Linked DNA regions of Homo sapiens: region 1 is linked to region 2. A link is an interaction called in ENCODE POLR2A ChIA-PET data of the cell type or tissue named here. Cell type or tissue: GM12878. All regions are shown on one strand. Links, peaks and the distances in the headings refer to the core of each region. The heading gives the core; the rest is flanking DNA.

Evidence for each region. Peaks named below come from ENCODE experiments on the same cell type or tissue, not always from the same donor. Only the 100,000 strongest peaks of a DNase experiment are listed, where the experiment ranks them.
Region 1: POLR2A ChIA-PET joins it to region 2 with 5 read pairs; 2 of 35 experiments call an interaction of 5 or more read pairs at or near these places.

Annotation. Positions count from the first base shown.
Region 1 is chr9:137,757,492-137,768,515 of GRCh38, forward strand. EHMT1 (euchromatic histone lysine methyltransferase 1) reads left to right here. Exons shown (of 27, transcript NM_024757.5): 9 at 389-520; 10 at 5,184-5,329. Among named protein-coding and RNA genes, the nearest start is that of MIR602, 75 kb to the right of the region's middle. RefSeq lists enhancers at 302-803, 3,732-3,881, 5,049-5,098, 5,219-5,318, 5,685-6,884 and 2 more. In GM12878, for the core only: no CTCF peak of the experiment used is centred there; DNase peaks (open chromatin) are centred at 2,751, 3,740 and 5,120; H3K27ac peaks cover 3,887 bases.
Region 2 is chr9:137,818,269-137,826,886 of GRCh38, forward strand. All of the region lies in intron 25 of EHMT1 (euchromatic histone lysine methyltransferase 1), which reads left to right. Among named protein-coding and RNA genes, the nearest start is that of MIR602, 16 kb to the right of the region's middle. In GM12878, for the core only: no CTCF peak of the experiment used is centred there; no DNase peak of the experiment used is centred there.

The sequences.
Region 1 (11,024 bases), core at 2,352-7,351, 59 kb before region 2:
TTTTTCTGTTTTATTTAAAAATAATCTACAACATATGACTACCATGTTTTTATCTGTTTCTTTGATCATTTGATAGCTTTTATGTAGTTGGTGTAGTTACAGAGAAAGATGTGCTGACATGTTGGTGCCTTTGTTTTTGTCTATACAGCTTCTCTCCTCCCCCATGAATATTATGTCTAAAAGGGGGAATTAGCAAAATAATATGCGGGAGAGAAAATGATAGTGAAACTGGAATGGTCTAAACCATAGTGGGTTTCAACTTGTGGTTTTGAATGGATTAATTAGAAGTAGTCCATTTCCTGGGGCCCCAGCCTTGCTGCCCTGTGCGTCTGGGTGGGTGCGGCCGCCTGGGTGCGTGGTGTCTGATGTGTGTGCCTTTCATACCTAGGTTCTGAGTCGTATAAGTCATCTGCAGGAAGCGCTGAGCAGACGGCACCAGGAGACAGCACAGGGTACATGGAAGTTTCTCTGGACTCCCTGGATCTCCGAGTCAAAGGAATTCTGTCTTCACAAGCAGAAGGTGAATGTGGTGGTGTAACTTAGACCGGGCACCATCTTGGTCCTTTGTCTTCTGGGCTCCTTCCTCTGTATTAGCATGATGCCCCTTGGTGGACACTAGTAGAAGATCGGGTTAACTGCATCACTTCCAGCTGAGGTGTAGACAGGATGGGGTGCGTTTGCTGTGTCCCGGTGTTCAAGTGAAGAAAGAGACATTACGGAAACCCTCTAAGAGTCAACTGGCGAAGCCCAAGCATGGCCCAGCGTGGCGGTCATCTCCCTCCGTGGGTCAGGCGTGCTCCGTGGAGGATTGCCCACGGCCAGACGCCCTCCCTGGTGGCATCTCAGGACACACGGGGACGTACTGTTGAATAAGGTGTCTCTGATTGGCTGAAATATGTCCCTGGTCAGTGTTGAGCTGAGAGTTCTGACATACGTTCTGTAATGGAATATTCGTATTTAGTGTATTTTTGTACCTCTAAATCACAGGTGAATCAGCAGCTTCTGTTGGGAGTTGTTGTGCCAGAAGTTGTCCGTTCTCACACTTTCTATCAGTTTTTTCTCTTTTTAAGCAACTTAGAAACCTTATATGAGTGAAAAGTAGCTAATACCTATTTGATTATTTGGGAAGATTTATTCGAAGCATGATGTGGAGGAAATGCAAATCTTATTTACATTCCCCACAGATCTTACTGGTGTGGCATTGCAGACCACTGCAGGGGGCTTAATGGGCCATTTAAAAATGACAAATAGCTAGCTTTTTAGGGTTTTGAACACTGAGGGAGGTTTGAGTCACCTATGTAATTCACCTAGGAAATCACATCTTTAGCTTAAGATAGAAATCTTAGGCTAGTCCGGCTGGGCGCGGTGGCTCACACCTGTAATCCCAGCACTTTGGGAGGCCGAGGTGGGCAGATCACGAGGTCAGGAGATCGAGACCATCCTGGCTGACATGATGAAACCCCGTCTCTACTAAAAATACAAAAAATTAGCCGGGCGTAGTGGCGGGCGCCTATAGTCCCAGCTACTCGGGAGGCTGAGGCAGGAGAATGGTGTGAACCCAGGAAGCAGAGCTTGCAATGAGCCGAGATGGCACCACTGCACTCCAGCCTGGGCGACAGCGAGACTCCGTCTCAATTAAAAAAAAAACAAAAAACAACAACAGCAGCAACAACAACAAAAGAAATCTTAGCCTAGTCCGTCATGGAAACGATGATATTTTTTCCTCTTCTTGCACCAAATGGAGCAGAACCCCCTCAAGCATCACGAAGTCCTTCGCATGGTCACCCCATGCTTTCCGAGTATAACACTGGGTGTTTCAGTTCTCTAAACTTGCTTTTAGATTTGGAGGTCTCAGGAAGTTACTTGGTTTTAAGGAGTAAATAGTATTTCATTTTGTCAAATCGACTCCTGCTGTGGTGGCCTTGGGCATGCTGAGTGGCAGGAGACCGGGAGCTGGCACATGAAGGCCGTTCCACCTGTCAGTGTGCGCCTGCTGTCTCTGGTGAGGTCGGGGGAAGGTAGCTCTAAAGGAAGGATGGTGCCGAGCATCAGGGCCAAAGGGCGAGAGCCAACACAAAGCCGGAGGAGAAATGGCAGGGAGTAGAGGCTCCTCAGCTTGTGTGACATTTTGTAAACTGCCTCCCAGAATTGATTTCCCTGTGTTTGATCAGCGCCGATTGGTCAGTCAGCGATTGGCCTGTTCAGTCATGCTCTTGATGTAGATCATCAGTGTGTAGAAGAGACAGGCGGTGCGCCCACTGTGCTGGTGCTGGCCGTGTGGCCCGGGACCCCAGAGGGAGGCAGTGGTCAAGTGGCGCTGGATGGCGTCTGGGGCTCTGGGAGACCTGGGTGGTGTGTGTTTCAGATGGGACAGGCGCCATCGGCCTGTGGAGTGTGCTGAGCGGGTCAGTGGGGGCAGGTGATGCCGCTGGTTGTGGGTCAGGGGGTCCAGGCTTGAGCCTTGGGCCAAGGAGAATATGAAGATGAGAAGTCCTCTCCGTATGCATTCGTCTCTTTCCCCGTTGCCTTGCTCTTGGGCCTGCCTTATTGAGGCTGAATGGCGATGTCACCCAGCAGCAACAGGAGGCAGAGGGTCTGAGCCTGGGAGGGGCCAGGAGTCGGTAACCATGGCAACGTGGGCTAGGGCGGGAGAGGCAGAGCTTGGCGGAGGTTGATTGCTTGAGGCTTGCTTCAGTCAGTTCGTTTGATGTCCCTGGTAGTTCCACTGTGGGAACAGAAACACTCCACCTCCACGGAGGTGTCTGAGCCACTGCATTGTTATCCAAGCGTGTAGGCCCTGGGTTCTTACCTATCTCACTGCAGCCTCTTGGCTGCTGTTGGCCAGTGCTGTGGTAGGACAGTTATCTCACAGCGTTGTGGGGTTTGTGTGTGTTTTCTCCTTTTAAAAATCAGGTTGCTGAGCAGGATCATCTCAGAGACCCCCCCAGCTTTAAACTTGTAGTGATTTGAATTCAAGTTTCACTTCATCGTTTTCCTGGTCTTTAGGGGTTTGGGTGATCCAGAGGCGAGGCTGGGACCTCGGGCAGCACATGATTAGGAAGTGCCTCCTGCACAGAGTCCTTGACGGCAGCGTGGACCGTTCACGTGCTTTTTGGCTCTTTGCACAGATTTGGATTCTCTCCTGGCCGTGACCAATATCAGATTCCAAATGGGCTAGAGACAGACAGAAGCGGCTGTGGTGACTCAGCATGGGTGTTGGTAAAAGATGCACTAAGAGGCTGGCAGGGCGGCTCAGGCCTGTAATCCCAGCACTTTGGGAGGCCGAGGTGGGCAGATCACAAGGTCAGGAGATCGAGACCATCCTGGCTAACACAGTGAAACCCCGTCTCTACTGAAATACAAAAAATTAGCCAGGCGTGGTGGCGGGCGCCTGTAGTCCCAGCTACTTGGGAGGCTGAGGCGGGAGAATGGCTTGAACCTGGGGGCAGAGCTTGCAGTGAGCTGAGATCGCACCACTGCACTCCAGCCTGGGCGACAGAGCGAGACTCTGGCTCAGAAAAAATAAAAAGATGCACTAAGGCACAGTGCAGCTTTTAAAGGGTTTCCTTGAGCAGCGATTCATGAACGAGGCAGCTCCAAACCAGAAGCACGTTGGGAGCTGCACTGAGGAAACACGAGGGGAAGGATTTTTAGGGTGAACGTGGGAGTAAAGCCAGGAAAACACCCCACTGGTTCATGACGCAGTTTCCTCGTTTGTTCTGTCCCTGCTGGAAAGTCCCTAGTTCTAGAGATTGGTTGGCTGCTTCTGAATGGTAGAGCTTAAGTTTTATTTTTCTTTACTATAGGCATTTGCCAAAAGTAGCCCAAGATATCCTTTGTTTTCAAATCAAGCAAGGTCAAGATGGCCTCCTTGGCTCAACTGGCTTTGTCTGTTCAAGGATTCTTTAGTCTTGGTCTCCATTTTAATTTACTTTAACACTATATTTTTAGATGTGAAAACAAGAGTTAATGTTTTTTTTTGAGACGGAGTCTCACTCTGTTGCCAGACTGGAGTGCAGTGGCACAATCTCAGCTCACTACAACCTCCGACTCCCTGGTTCAAGTGATTCTCCTGCCTCAGCCTCCTGAGTAGCTGGGATTACAGGCATGTGCCCCATGCCCAGCTAATTTTTGTATTTTTTTTTTTAGTAGAGACGGGGTTTCACCATGTTGTCCAGGAGGGTCTCGATCTCCTGACCTCGTGATCTGCCCGCCTTGGCCTCCCAAAGTGCTGGGATTACAGGCGTGAGCCACCGCGCCCAGCCAAGAGTTAATTATTTTTAATTAAGAGAGGTAATAGTGAGTATTTGAGACAATGATTCATCTTCTATTTCTGCTTTGACTGTTTAACAAAAAAGAAAACGTGAAATGCGATCTGGCTTCCTTTGGGAGCGGCACCCACTGTAGCCACTTGCCAAGCTTAAGGGTCTTCCTGGCGGTGCCCTCCACCCCCGCCCCTGCTGCTCAACAGCCTTGGCCTTGCCCGTCTCTCCCATCCGGGGCTGGGGCAGGGCATGGGGGCACCAGCCCTGGCTGTGCTGGGACGGGCCCAAGGCCGCCTGCCTGACCATGGCCCTGCTGCAGCCTTCCCTATGGACTATGCTGTCATTGTCAGCTGCATATTGAGCTCTAATTCTCCTCTAGTTTATCTTTCCTTGTTTTTCTGGTGCTTTCCTCTTTCAGCCTAATAAATGGGCTCTTTGGACTATTGTAGTAGGTGAGTGAGATTCTAGATAATAGATGAACCGTTATTAAAACCTTCCAAACTGATTTTTTTTTTTTTGTGGCTGCCATTCTAAAACCAAGTAGGAAAACAAGGTCTTAAAGGGCAGTGAATGCTCTTTTGTTTGAAAGCAAAAGATTTAGGAGCTACTGCCAGAGGTACCAGCCTCTGGCTTTGGAACTTGTGTCCTGGGTCCTGAGAACCTGAGAACACAGGTTAATAGGTGCCTCTTGAGACCCTGTCAGGGGGTTTGTTAGCTGGGGAGGCACAGGCCACCCCTTCATGTTGCCCAGGTGGTGGCCATCCCCGCCCCACGCAGGGCTGTTTGTGCTGGGTAATCAACCGCATTGCTTTCATTTCCTGGCGTGTGAGATCACTGTTGAGACTATAATCGATCACTTTCTAGATGTTCTTTTGAGGTCAGGATTGCATGAGCTGACATGTGTCTGTGTGACGTTAGGGTTGGCCAACGGTCCAGATGTGCTGGAGACAGACGGCCTCCAGGAAGTGCCTCTCTGCAGCTGCCGGATGGAAACACCGAAGAGTCGAGAGATCACCACACTGGCCAACAACCAGTGCATGGCTACAGAGAGCGTGGACCATGAAGTAAGCACGTTTGTTTTCATTTAAAGCAGCCACGAGGAGTGAGTGAGAAAGCCCAGCCCAGCAGGGGCCCCGACAGCCCCTCGAGTGAGTTGTGCTGCGTGACCAGGGCGGGAGCCTGAGTGGATTCTGCGCAGAACCAATCGAGCAGATCCCAACAGTGAAATCACGGCAGATGATGAAACACAGGTCTAGAGCTTGTTAAAAAGGAGGACTGTGTAGACAAAGTCTTTGAATGAAAATGGCCTGTTGTATTTCTTTTTTATGATCATGGTTTTGTCAAGGTTTTTCCTACCTTGCTATAAACAAAGTGAGTAGATTGAGGCAGGATAGTCACACCAAGGTGAGTCCAGAACTGCCCAGAACTGTGGTTTCCTGCAGGGCAGGCCCCGCAAGGGCCGGGCCTCGGCCACCTCCCTCCTTTCACCGGGGATCACAGACTCAGAGGGTTCAGCACGTCCCGTCTCTGCTGCCTCTGGGACAGGAGGGGGGATCAGGCAGAGCACAGACGGAATTAATGTTTTCTGAGAATTTCTCCAGTTCTTTTTAACACGATTTCTTTCAGCCCTCAGAGCCTCGTGACCATGGCTGGCCATGGTGAGGGTCTGAGCAGGAGGCTTGTTGGCACCAGGCCGAGAGGCACCACATGCAGTCACACTGCTCAGGTGTCTGGCTGCCCCGGGCTTGCATTTGCTGTGGCCGAAGTCAGCACGTGGCCATTAGTGTCGTCTGCTTCCTGAGGGGTGTGTCAGGCTGTTGCTTCCACGAGTTTCCTGGTCTTATTGGCCAGCGGATCCATCTTCAGCTCGATTATTGCGTCTTAGCTGCACATTGTGGAAGTAAGTGAGCTGTGAACAGGACAACCATCCGTGTAGCAATGCTGGGCATTATTCCAAGCCTTTTGCGTAGGGCGCTCCTCCAGGTCCACGGCAGCCTGTGCAGCATCGGCCGTCGCCCAGGTGATACAGGTGAGGCCCGTGAGAGGGGCCAGGTGGCGCCTCCAGACTCACTGGCCTGCTGTGAGGAAGGCAGGAATGGGAGCCTTGTTCCAAAGGTCAGGCCCGACCGCTGTGTCGGGGAGCATGGGCAACACCCGGGAGGAGCGGGCAGAGCCCTGGAACAGGCCAGTCAGTTTCGCCCATGGCCCTCACCCTGGTGCCTGTTGGCGTGGCCGGGGTTTCTGATTCAGCAGGTCTGGCCTGGCTGGGATTTTGCTTTTCTAAAGTGTTCCCCGTTTCTCCTGATGCTTCTGGTCCAGGGACCACACTTTGAGAACCACTGGTTCGCCTCCTCTTCTCCTTCTCCGTAGGTGTTAAACAGGATCCAGTGGAGTCAGATCCCCGTGTGACACGTGCTTCCCTGTGACTTTTCTCTCTGTATCTCCACGTTTCCGGTGCACATGCCTTTACTCAGACTCCGACACTGGCGTTGCTTTTGTCTCATCCCAGCTAGGCGACGTCTGCGTCAGCGCCTCTCATCTGTGGCACGTGTGCCCAGCGGGCTCCCTATGTGACGGCTTTTCCCACCTCTGAGTGTTCATGTCACTCGCTGCATGTTCTGCCACACTCGGCCCCTCTGCAGAGCCTCTCACTTGTTTCAAAAGAACTTTCCATAGTGACAAGTGAGGGCGCAGTTAGCCTTTGGAACCCTCGACTCGGCTCCTCTGTCACCAGCGTTCTCTCCCACCCTTCTTTCTTGGTTTTGAACTACTTACTGTTTTAAAACAAACCCCATTTTACTACTGAATAGCACAGTGTGTTTCTATTAAGATCAAAAATGGACCATTGTCTCACATAACAGCAATGCTTTTCACATGTAACAAAAATAACAATTTCCTGTTATTATTTAGTGCCTAGTCCATGGTCAAAGGTCTGTTGACAAAATGCCTTTTACTTTTTTTCTCTCTTTCTAATTGGATCCAAACTGGTTCCACTCATTAAATCAATCTGCTGCAATGTCTCTTAAGTCTTTTGTGTTTCTTTCACCCAGAACATTCTCTCTGTCCCCTGCTTCTTCCCATTTGCCACGCTGTTGGCTAAAAGAATCTGGATTCCAGATTCTGGACTTAGCTCATAACTTTCTTGTGTTGTTTAAGTCATTTGCCTTAGTTCCTATAGCCTGAAAGTTAGATTCAAAGACTTGGTTTACATTCAAGTACCTAAGATTTTTATTTTATGATTTAATTCTGGCGAGAATGCTGTGGAGGTTCGTGCGCTGGGAGCGGTGCTGAGAAGGCTCTGGGTTTCTGCGGCGGCCGCCTGTCCGCCCGAAGGCGGTATTGTCCTTGGTGACCACTGCCTGCATCCATTGTTTCATTCAAAGTTTCAAAATGGTGATTTTGCCATTCTGTCATTCCTCCTGCAAGTACAGGCTGGAATTCTTTGGTACAGAAGAACTTCCCCACATCTGCTAGGGCTGTTTCGTACCTCTGAAACAAGCTTCAGCCGGGATTGGCAGAATAAATAGCTACTTGTCTTTGCAGAGTAATGAATGGGTGCTCTAACAACCTCTAGTGGTATCCGGAGGGCTTGATTTTGCTTCTCTCTGTCCCCTCTCCACCTCCCTTTCTCCCTTAGCATTCTTAAGAACTCATGGTCTTCTCTGTATTCAATGTGTGGTAAGCTTTTTTTGTTTAAAATTAAACACAGATCCCTTGGGCTCTCACTTATTTTTTGGATAGAAAACTCAAAATAATAATAAATTAAATTAAATGAAACGTAGATCCCGAAGACCATACAAAACAAACATTGGGCTGAACAAACCAACTTCAGCTGAGCTCTGGTAAACACCGCCAAGGTGGAGAAGCGGAGCCTGACCCCCCAGCCCCACTCCCCTCACTGCCCCACTCCCCCCGCCCCCGCCGCCCCAGCCTGTCCCCGCTTGTGTTCTTCCCGGCAGCCCCGCCCAGCAGCCTCTGTCCCGACTCCCACAACGCCCACTTCCAGGGTCAGTTTCACTGTTTAGGTTTGTAGCTTCCCCTGTGGCACTGCTGCCCATCTGTCCTTCAATTTCTATATTGTTCTCGGTCCCTTCTTTTTCTTTCAATGTGTCTGTTGAACAACCCAGGCTGTTGGAAGCTTCGAGGCTCCCATAGTCTGGATTCTGTGAATCCCACACTTAGGTGGCAACTCAGCAGGTTCCTCTGTGTTTCTTGCAAAACCTGCCAAGGCCGGGTGCAGTAGCTCATGTCTGTAAAATGGGAGGTCGAGGCAGAAGGATTGCTTGAGCCCAGGAGTTCAAGACCAGCCTGGGCAACATGATGAAACCCCATCTCTTAAAAAAACTTAAACAGCCTTACAAGTTTGGCCCCTTTGTAGTACTCTTGAGTGTGGGGAGGGTTTAGCCCAAAATGAAGGGCCATGTTGTCTGGCTGTCTCACTTTCTCTGATATTGGCAGCTGCTGATGCTTAACACCTACATTTGTTGTTTATTCATTGGAGGTTTCAAAATGGTGCTGATTTTATCATTTATTATTCATTGTTCACTGGAATGGTTTTATAGAGAGACATATCTCAGGCCAGGCACAGTGGCTTATGCCTGTAATCCCAGCACTTGGGGAGGCCGAAGCAGGCAGGTCACTTGAGCTCAGGAGTTTGAGACCATCGTGGCCAACATGGGGAAACACCATCTCTACTGAAAATACAAAAAGTAGCCACTTGTGGTGGCGCCTGCCTGTAGTCCCAGCTACTTGGGAGGCTGAGGCAGGAGAATTGCTTGAGCCTGGGAGGCGACGGTTGCAGTGAGCATCAGTCGTGCTGCTGTTCTTCAGCCTGGGCGACAGAGTGAGACTCCGTCACAAAAACAAAAACAAAAACAAAAACTACCTGTTTTGTTTTAAAGGCTGTGTTGTCTGATATTAACATAGCTACTCAGCTTTCTTTTGATTAATGTTTGCACCGTACGTCATTTTCTACACTTTTGCTTTTAGTCTGTCTCTGTCTTTAAATTTAAAGTGGCTTTCTTGTAGACAGCATGTAGTTGGATTTGCTCTTTTAATAAAGAAAAATTTTGCTTTATTTTATTTTTCGAGACAGGTTCTCACTTGGACCCCCAGGCTGGAATGCAGTGGCTCTCATTGCAGCCTCCACCTTTGGGGCTCAGGTGATTCTCCCAGCTGAGCCTCCCGAGTGGCTGGGACTACAGGCATGCAACACCACGCCCAGCTAAGTTTTAATATTTTTATTTTGTAGAGATGGTATCTCACTATGTTCCCCAGGCTGGTCTCGAACTTCTGGGCTCAAGCTATCCACCTGCCTTGGCCTCCCACAATGCTGGGATTGTAAGTGTGAGCCACCGTGCCCAGCCTACTTTTATTTTTTAGAGATAATGTGCCACTCTGCTGCCCAGGCTGGAGTGCAGCGGTGCAGGCAGAGCTCGGTGCAGATTCAAACTCCTGCACTCAAGCAACCCTCCTGCCTCAGCCTCTTGAGTAGCTGGGATTGGAGCTGCCACCATGCCTGGTGGTTTTGCCCTTTTATCTAACATAGTCACGTGCTGCGTAACAGCGTTCAGCCAACGATGGACTGTAGCTGTGAAGGTTGTAATACAGGTTGATGTACCGTATCTATGAAGGTGGTCTGATAAGGTTACAATACAGGTTGAGTATCACTTACTCAAAATGCTTGGGACCAGAAGTGTTTTGGATTTCATTTTGGATTTTGGAATATTTGCATTATACTTACCAGTTGTGCATCCCAAATTCAAAAATCTGAGAGCAGGGTGAGGTGGCTCACGCCTATAATCCCAGCACTTTGGGAGGCTGAGGTGGGTGGATTGCTTGAGGTCAGGAGTTCAAAACCAGCCCGGCCAACATGGGGAAATCCAGTCTCTACCAAAAATACAAAAATTAGATGGGCGTGGTGGCGGGAGCTTGTAATCCGAGCTACTTGGGAGGCTGAGACAGGAGAATCTCTTGAACCCGGGAGGTGGAGATTGCAGCGTGCCAAGATCTCACTACTGCACTCCAGCCTGGGCGACAGAGCAAGACTCCATCTCAAATTAAAAAAAAATTAAAAATGCCTCAGTGAACATTTCTGTTGAACGTCATATTGGCCCTCAGAAAATTTTGGATTTTGGAACATTTTGCATTTCAGATTTTTGGATTTGGGGTGTTCAACCTGTTTTGTATTTTTAGTGCAAATTTTTTGTGATCAGATATGTTTAGATGTACATATACTTCCTGTTGTATTACAGCTGCCTACAGTATTCAGTACAGTCATGTTTGTACAACTTTGTAGCCGAGGAGCAACATTGGGTACCATAACCTGAGTGTGGAGTGGGCGACACCATTTAGGCTCATGCAAGTACAGCCTGTGATGTTCAGACCAGCAAAATCACCCAGTGACACATTTCCCAGAACACACCGTGTTGTTACGTGAGACATGACTGCATCACGGTCCCTTTGTTAAGTTGATATATTTAGATTATCTCCATTTAATGTAAGTATTAATATAGCTGGATTGCAGGCTAACATCGTAATAGTTTTTCCACTTATACCATCTGTTTTCCTGTTTTCTTCATTTTCTGTGTGTTTTTTTTTTTTTTTTTTTTTCTGAGACAGAGTTTCACTCTTGTTGCCCGGGTTGGAGTGCAGTGGCAGGATCTCGGCTCACTGCAATCGCTGCCTCCCAGGTTCAAGCGATTCTTTTGCCTCAGCCTCCCAAGTAGTTGGGATTACAGATGTGCGCCACCACGCCCG
Region 2 (8,618 bases), core at 364-5,363:
GCTGAGTGCCGCATTTGGAGCTGGCCTTGGTTCTGTGCCCTGCATGGATGGAGGGAGGGACCTCTGACTTGGGAGGTCCCTGAGCCTGTGCAGCCAACTGCCCCTTTCTTGTGAGAGTGGGCCTGAGACCCACCACTCCAGTCCTCCAAACCACAACTGAGAATCTTGGGTTGGGGCTTGGCAACCCCTGAGACTGCACAGAGGTGAAGGACGGGCGCCGTGTACCAAGACTGTAGAGAGGCTGAGGGGGGGCGCCATGTACCGAGACTGTAGAGAGGCCGACTGAGGGGCGCCGTGTACCGAGACCGTAGAGAGGCCGATTGAGGGGCGCCATGTACCGAGACCGTAGAGAGGCCGACTGAGGGGCGCCGTGTACCGAGACCGTAGAGAGGCCGACTGAGGGGCGCCGTGTACCGAGACCGTAGAGAGGCCGACTGAGGGGCGCCGTGTACCGAGACCGTAGAGAGGCCGATTGAGGGGCGCCGTGTACCGAGACTGTAGAGAGGCCGACTTAGGGGCGCCGTGTACCGAGACCGTAGAGAGGCCGACTGAGGGGCGCCATGTACCGAGACCGTAGAGAGGCCGACTGAGGGGCGCCGTGTACCGAGACCGTAGAGAGGCCGACTGAGGGGCGCCGTGTACCGAGACCGTAGAGAGGCCGACTGAGGGGCGCCGTGTACCGAGACCGTAGAGAGGCCGACTTAGGGGCGCCGTGTACCGAGACCGTAGAGAGGCCGATTGAGGGGCGCCGTGTACCGAGACCGTAGAGAGGCCGACTGAGGGGCGCCGTGTACCGAGACCGTAGAGAGGCCGATTGAGGGGCGCCGTGTACCGAGACCGTAGAGAGGCCGATTGAGGGGCGCCGTGTACCGAGACCGTAGAGAGGCCGATTGAGGGGCGCCGTGTACCGAGACCGTAGAGAGGCCGATTGAGGGGCGCCGTGTACCGAGACCGTAGAGAGGCCGACTGAGGGGCGCCGTGTACCGAGACCGTAGAGAGGCCGACTGAGGGGCGCCGTGTACCGAGACCGTAGAGAGGCCGACTGAGGGGCGCCGTGTACCGAGACCGTAGAGAGGCCGACTGAGGGGCGCCGTGTACCGAGACCGTAGAGAGGCCGACTGAGGGGCGCCGTGTACCGAGACCGTAGAGAGGCCGACTGAGGGGCGCCATGTACCGAGACCGTAGAGAGGCCGACTGAGGGGCGCCGTGTACCGAGACCGTAGAGAGGCCGACTTAGGGGCGCCGTGTACCGAGACCGTAGAGAGGCCGACTGAGGGGCGCCGTGTACCGAGACCGTAGAGAGGCCGACTGAGGGGCGCCGTGTACCGAGACTGTAGAGAGGCCGATTGAGGGGCGCCGTGTACCGAGACTGTAGAGAGGCTGAGGGGGGGGGCGCCGTGTGCCGAGACTGTAAAGAGGCTGAGGAGCGGCTGTGTGTTCTCGGTGACTGAGTGAAGCAGCAGTGAGCCTCCTGGATTGTGCACAGAGGCCAACAGACACGTCCCTTGTGTCCCCAGCCCACCCAATCCCCACTGCCCAGGCGCTAGAATCTTGTGTGGGAGAGAGCAGGGGCCACTCCGGGAGCCTGGTTTTGGGAGCTTTCTGAGGCTAGGGCAGTGGTGATTGACCCATCCCAGCCCTCATGTTCCCTTTACTGTAGCCTCGTTCCCATCATTGCTCTGGAATTCATCCATTGTCTATTTTAAAACCTCTTGAAACTTGCAGTAACTCCAAGCCAGTGGGGAAATAAAGGTTTTTCTCATCTCAAGCAGCAGCCACCAGACCACGGAATAAATCTTATACCTGGAGAATAGGGCACCAGGCAGCCGTCTTCATAGCAGTGGCCTCTGTGGACTGCCAACCTCAACCCCAGGCTCCGTCCCTGCAGCCACCTTCTAAGAAGTGACTGTTGGTGAAATGACTTGTGTTTCATAGAAGAGAAGCTGGGCTCTGGAAGGTCACAGTGTACAGGCATCTCCCTGTGCAGTGGGGCTGAGCTCTCAAGGGATGGCAACCTCCATGTGTGCATGCCGTGTGCAGAGTTGTGAGGCTCCTCTGCTGCGAACTGCCCATTCCAGCCTTGCTGTGGAACGACTCGCCTTCTGTGGGCTGGTGACACATATCCTCACAAAGGCTGTGTTGTCACTCGTGTGTGCCACAGATGTCGCCTTCTCTCTATGACTTTTTCATTTCCTAATGATGTCTAGGAGTGAACAGAAGTTCTTTTTTTTATTCTAGTTCAGTTTATCAGTCTTTTTCTAAATACTGGGTTTTCGTAATGTCTTAGTGATATTTTTTTGAAAACTTGAATATTTCCCAGAAACGGTCATGTTTGCTTTCACGTGGCTTCCATGTGTAGGTTGACAGCCGTTCTGTGTGTGATGTAAGATCAGACTCAAGGTTTATTTTTTTCCCATCTTGTTACCTGGCTGACTCAGCACTGCTTGTGGAGAAGATGTCTTTTCCCCAGTCAGCAGTGTGGCTCTTGTCATAGCTCAGTGTCCTCGTCCTATCAATCAGTCTGCTGACTGTTCTTGGCCTGGGCTGTGTTACCTTAATTATTTTAATTACTGTAGTTTACATCTTCTCACCTTAGAGGTTTGTTTTGTTTTGTTTTGTTTTGTTTTGAGACGGAGTCTCGCTCTGTCACCCAGGCTGGAGTGCCGTGGCGCGATCTCAGGTCACTGCAAGCTCCGCCTCCCAGGTTCACGCCATTCTCCTGTCTCAGCCTCCCGAGTAGCTGGGACTGCAGGTGCCCAGCACCACGCCCGGCTAACTTTTTGTATTTTTAGTAGAGACAGGGTTTCACCATGTTAGCGGGATGGTCTTGATCTCCTGACATCGTAATCTGCCTGCCTTGGCCTCCCAAAGTGCTGGGATTACAGGCGTGAGCCACTGTGCCTGGCTGCGCCCAGCTAAGTTTTGTAGTTTTAGTAGAGGTGGGGTTTCACCATCTTGGCCAGGATGGTCTCGATCTCCTGACCTCATGATCCACCTGCCTCGGCCTCCCAAAGTGCTGGGATTACAGGCATGAGCCACTGCGCCCGGCCTTTTTTTTTTTTTTTTTTTTTTTTTAAGAGACCAGGTCTTGCTGTGTTGCCCAGGCTGGAGTGCAGTGGCATAATCATAGCTCACTGCAGCCTTGAACTCCTGGGCTTAAGTGATCTTCCTGCCTTGACCTCCCAAGTAGGTAGGACTACAAGTGTGCACTACAATGCCCGGCTAATTTTTTTATTTTATTTTTATAGAGATGGAATCTCACTGTGTTGCCCAGGCTCGTCTCAAATTCCTAGCCTCAGGCAATCCTCCCACCTTGGCTTCCCAAAGCACTGGGATTGCAGGAGTGAGCCACTGTGCCCAGCTTCACCATAGAGTTTGTGTCTTGTTCTTTTTGGTCTTCATGTAAGTTCTGAAGTCAGCTTAACAAGTTCTACAGAAGCTCCTGTAGGGATTTGATTGGGATTGTATTAGACCTGTCAGTCAGGTTAGGGAAAAATGAGGCATTTACTACCTTGTTTACTAGTTCATGAACATGGTATATCTCTTCATTTGTTAGATCTTTCTTAATTACCCCCAGTAATATTTTATGGTTTTCTGTGGTGTGGTCTTGTATATGTTTTGTTGGATTTTTTTAAATCAAATAGGTTTTTGAAATTTTTTTCTCTTGGATCAACTTTATTGCAATTAATTTAAATACAGTAAAACAAACTACTTTCAAGTATATGGTTTTAGTTTTTACAAATGTACATCCCAGTGTAATCAATGCCACAGTCAAGATATGGAGCATTTCTGTCACCCCCAAATCCCCTGTGAGCCCTTAGTCCCTCCTTCTCCCCTGCCCATCCTGGTGGATGAGTTCCACCTGCATTCACATTTTCTATAAACGGAATCCTGTGTCCGGCTTTGCATGTTTTGTGATTTGCCCACGTGGCTACACGTGTCAGTGGTTTGTTCCTTTCTGTTGTTGGACGGTGACCCACCTGGCCTCCCTGCTGGTTTATGCCTGCTTGCCTGTGGGTGGGCCTCCGTCCTTTCCAGTTCTGCCATCACGAGGAAACCTGCTGTGACTCCCATAGACTTGTTTTTAATGGACATGAATTTTTATTTCTCGAGTAAATGGGGGTGGAGTTACTGGCTCATATGATGGGGTACCTTTAACTTTAAAAGAAACCGCTAGTTTTCCAAAGTGGTTATAGCACTTCCGTTCCCACCTCAGTGAGTGAGAGCTCCAAACACTGTGACTTAGATTTGCTGTCCTGATGCTTGATGAAGAGCCTCTTTTCATATGTGTGTTGCCATCCTTTTACTTCTTTTGTGAAGTAATTTTTAAAATTTGCCAGTTTGGGCCGGGCGCAGTGGCTCACGCCTGTAATCCCAGCACTTTGGAAGGCCGAGGCGGGCGGATCACGAGGTCAGTAGTTCGAGACCAGCCTGACCAACATGGTGAAACCCCGTCTCTACTAAAAATACAAAAATTAGCCGGGTGTGGTGGCGCATGCCTGTAATCCCAGTTACTCGGGAGGCTGAGGCAGGAGACTTGCTTGAACTTGGGAGGTGGAGGTTGCAGTGAGCCAAGATCATGCCATTGCACTGTAGGCCTGGGCAACAAGAGCAAAACTTCATCTCGAAAAAAAAAAAAAAGCCTGTTTTTTGTTGTTGTTGTTGTTTGTTTGTTTATTGAGATGGAGTTTCGCTCTTGTCGCCCAGGCTGGAATGCAGTGGCACAATCTCGGCTCACTGCAACGTCTGCCTCCTGGGTTCAAGCGAGTCTCCTGCTTCAGCCTCCTGAGTAGCTGGGACTACAGGCGCCGGCCACCATGCCTGGCTAATTGTTTTTTTTTTTTTTTTGAGACGGAGTCTCACTCTGTCGCCCAGGCTGGAGTGCAGTGACGCAGTCTCGGCTCACTGCAAGCTCCGTCTCCTGGGTTCACCCCATTCTCCAGCCTCAGCCTCCTGAGTAGCTGGGACTACAGGCGCCCACCACCACGCCCAGCTAATTTTTTGTATTTTTAGTAGAGACAGGGTTTCACCGTGTTAGCCAGGATGGTCTCGATCTCCTGACCTTGTGATCTGCCCATCTCGGCCTCCCAAAGTGCTGGGATTACAGGCGTGAGCCACCGCACCGCACCCGGCCAACGCCTGGGTAATTTTTTTTTTTTTTGAAACGGAGTCTGGCTCTGTCACCCAGGCTGGAGTGCAGTGACACAATCTCGGCTCACTGCAAGCTCCGCCTCCCGGATTCACGCCATTCTCCTGCCTCAGCCTCCCAAGTAGCTGGGACTACAGGTGCCCGCCACCACGCCCAGCTAATTTTTTGTATTTTTAGTAGAGACGGGGTTTCGCCGTGTTAGCCAGGATAGTCTCGATCTCCTGACCTCGTGATCCGCCCGCCTCGGCCTCTCAAAGTGCTGGGATTACAGGCGTGAGCCACCACGCCCGGCCCAACGCCTGGCTAATTTTTATATTTTTAGTAGAGACGAGGTTTCGCCATGTTGGCCAGGCTGGTCTCGAACTCCTGACTGCAGGTGACCCACCCGCCTCAGCCTCCCAGAGTGCTGGGATTACAGGCGTGAGCCACTGTGCCTGGCCAATTTGCCTGTTTTTTAATTGGCTGCTTGTCTTCTTGAGTTGTAGGAGCTCTTTCCATCTTCTGACTCTGATGTACATATAAATATGTGTGTGATGTGAATATTTTCTTAGTCTGTGCCTTGCCTCCTCACTTTCTTAACAGTGTCTTTCAGGAAGCAGAATTTTGAAATTCTATTACTTTCCATGTCCTAAGAATTCCATGTCTATCCCAGGATTGTGAAGATTTTCTCCTTTTTTTTTAGAAGTCTTATGTAAAAATGCAAGTTAAGGCCAGACACACTGGCACGCTCCTGTAATCCCAGCACTTCTGGAGGCCGAGACGGAGTTTGAAGCTGCAGTGAGCCGTGATCGAGCCACTGCACTCCAGCCTGGCCTGTCTCTCAAAGATGTGGGTTTGAAGTAAGGATTGAGGTTCACTTGTGTCCATGTGGACAGTTAATCCAGCACCACTAGTTCTGCTTATACCAGCTGATGGAGATCTACGTCTGGACCATGTTTTGTTCCTTTGATCTATTTGCTGATCCTCAAACAATGACACATTCTCTTGACTGATAGTAAAGCTTGGAGCCAGGTAGTGTTAGGTCCTCATACTCCTCATACTCGGTTTTTTTTTCAAAACTGTTTTGCTCCTCCATGTCCTTTGCATTTCCATAGACAATTGAGAGCCCGGGCGTCAGTACAGGCCAAGGCTGCTGGAATTTTTGCTGAGACTGCACTAAATCTGCTGGCCATTATCGCATTGAGCCTTCTGACCCTGTGTCTGTAGGTGGCCCAGCTGTCTTTGAGTTTGATATTGAGTTTCTCTCAGCAGAGCCTTGTAGCTTTTAGTATGTAGATCTTACACTGTGTTTTGTTAAATGTATTCCTAAGCACATCATACTTTTCATGTATTATAAACAGTATTGTTTTTAAATTTCATCTTCCAGTTGTTTGTTGGAAATAATGCGGAAATACTTGATTTTTTTGTGCATTGACCTTGTTAAATGTATGAATTCTACTCACTTTTTGGACTATTAGGCTTGTCTGCACATGTGGTCACGTCATGTGTGAGTAAAGACAGTTTTTCTTCTCGCGTTCTGAGCCGTGCAGCTTTGTTTTCTGGAAGGTCGGGCATAATGCTTGTTCTCTTCCCGGCACTGGGGGAAGAGGTGTCCTTACCCTGTCTAATGTTAGCTTCAGGCCTTTTGTAAATGCTCCCTGGGTTGTCAGAATTCACTTCCTTGGCTGCAGGATGAGGCCTCTGCTTCCTTGCTGGCTGGCAACCGGGGGTGCTCTGAGCTCCTAGAGGCAGCTCTCTTCTTGAAGGCCAGCAGGAGAATGTCGGGGCTTTGCCACGCTGCCTTCCTCACATTCTGTGGGCCAGAAGCAAGTCACGCTCAAGGGGATGGGTTGATACAAGGGAGACTCTTGGGGCTGCCTTAGAATTCTACATGTGTGTGGGCCGACTCCCTCTCCTCACGGGCACCTGCCTTCCCCACTCCGAGCCACGGCCACGCTGACTTGCTTCCTGCAATCCTGCCTTTTCCACAATATCATGTAAGTGGAATCACATGCCATCTGGCCTTTACCATTTCCTGGCTGGGTCATGTGTGAGTGACCTTCAACTGTATGAGAAACTGCCCAGAGGTGCCACCCTGGGCACCTCTGTTTGTGTCCTGTGGATTTGGCTGGGCCATCAGTCTTGGGTGGGAGGGCAAGTGCAGCACCAGCTGACCCATCACAGTCAGAAGCAGGAGCCCTTAGCATCTCAGAAACCCTGATGCTCTTGTATTTGAAGGAGGCATATTTTTCCTCTTGTTGCTTGATGGATAGAAATAGAGTAGGTTTTTAAAATTAACTCTTTAACCTGTGGCCTAAAGTCACCTATTAAGTGTAATGATATGTGTGGGTCCATTGTTTTGTGTGTGTGTGCCCGTGTCATCACCACGCAGGCTGCCCCGGTCCCCTTGGTTTCACTTCTCATTCTTGTCGTCTACACCGGCGGGGCTGCCCAGTGTCAGGGAGGAGGCGTGGCCTTTCAGGACTGTTTCCCGTGATGCTGTTGTGCAGGCGTCGGGATGCTTTTATCAGAATAACAAAGTTCTCTTTTCTGTCCCAAAGAGTTTCATGAATTGTTGTTGAATTTTGTTGAACATTTAAAAAAATCTATTGAAATAAGCCTATGATTTTTCTCCTTGTTCTGTTAATGTGAATATCTGATTTATATGCTATTGTTACTGGAAATAATTTATGTGTATTTTAACCATGTGGCGTCAGTGCTGTGTTGTGTGGTCAGTCTGGGTCCATAGGGGGTGGGTGGGTGGGGCGGTGTGTTCCTGTTTCTGTGCCGTCTCCTTGCTGCCATATCTCCTGCCCTGGTCTCTCCTTCCAGCATCTGGCATCTCTGTAGGTCTGTTTCTAGCATCTGTTTTGCTGCTTATCTTCTTCTTTCCCTGTCTCCTCATGTTTCTGGTTAGTTTTGTTTGAGTGCCAGACATTGTATTTTCAAACCTGCTTGAAGAAGATGCACTGGGTCACCCCGGTCCACTTCCAGGCACCAGGAGGCCTCAGAGCTAAGCTGCAGGCCGTGGCCTCTGTCACCCCAGCTGACTTTAGCCTCCAGGTGGCCCTGGTTCCTGGGGCCTGTCTCAGTCCGTTGAGGCTGCTGTAACAGAACACCATAGACTGCACAACAGACTGGTTTCTCACAGTGCTGGAGGCCAGAAGTCCAAGGTCAAGGCACCTACTGGTTTGGTTCTCAGGAGGACCCCACCGCCTGGCTCATGGAGGGACCCTGCCTTCTCACTGCGTGATAACCAGTGAGACCAAGACAGGCGGGTGGAGCCGCAGCCCAGAGGAGAGGGGAGAGCTTTGCTGGGGCTTCGAAACCACCTCCTAATGGCAGCATTGTGCACACAGGCCTGTCTCCCTGCTGATGCGGCTGTGGCCTTCACTGGCCAGGTTCCTCCTGCTCACCTAGGGCCGCACCTCCCAAACTGTCTGTGTGGAAGGGCCATTTCCATATTCCCAGTTCACTGTGGGCCAATCCT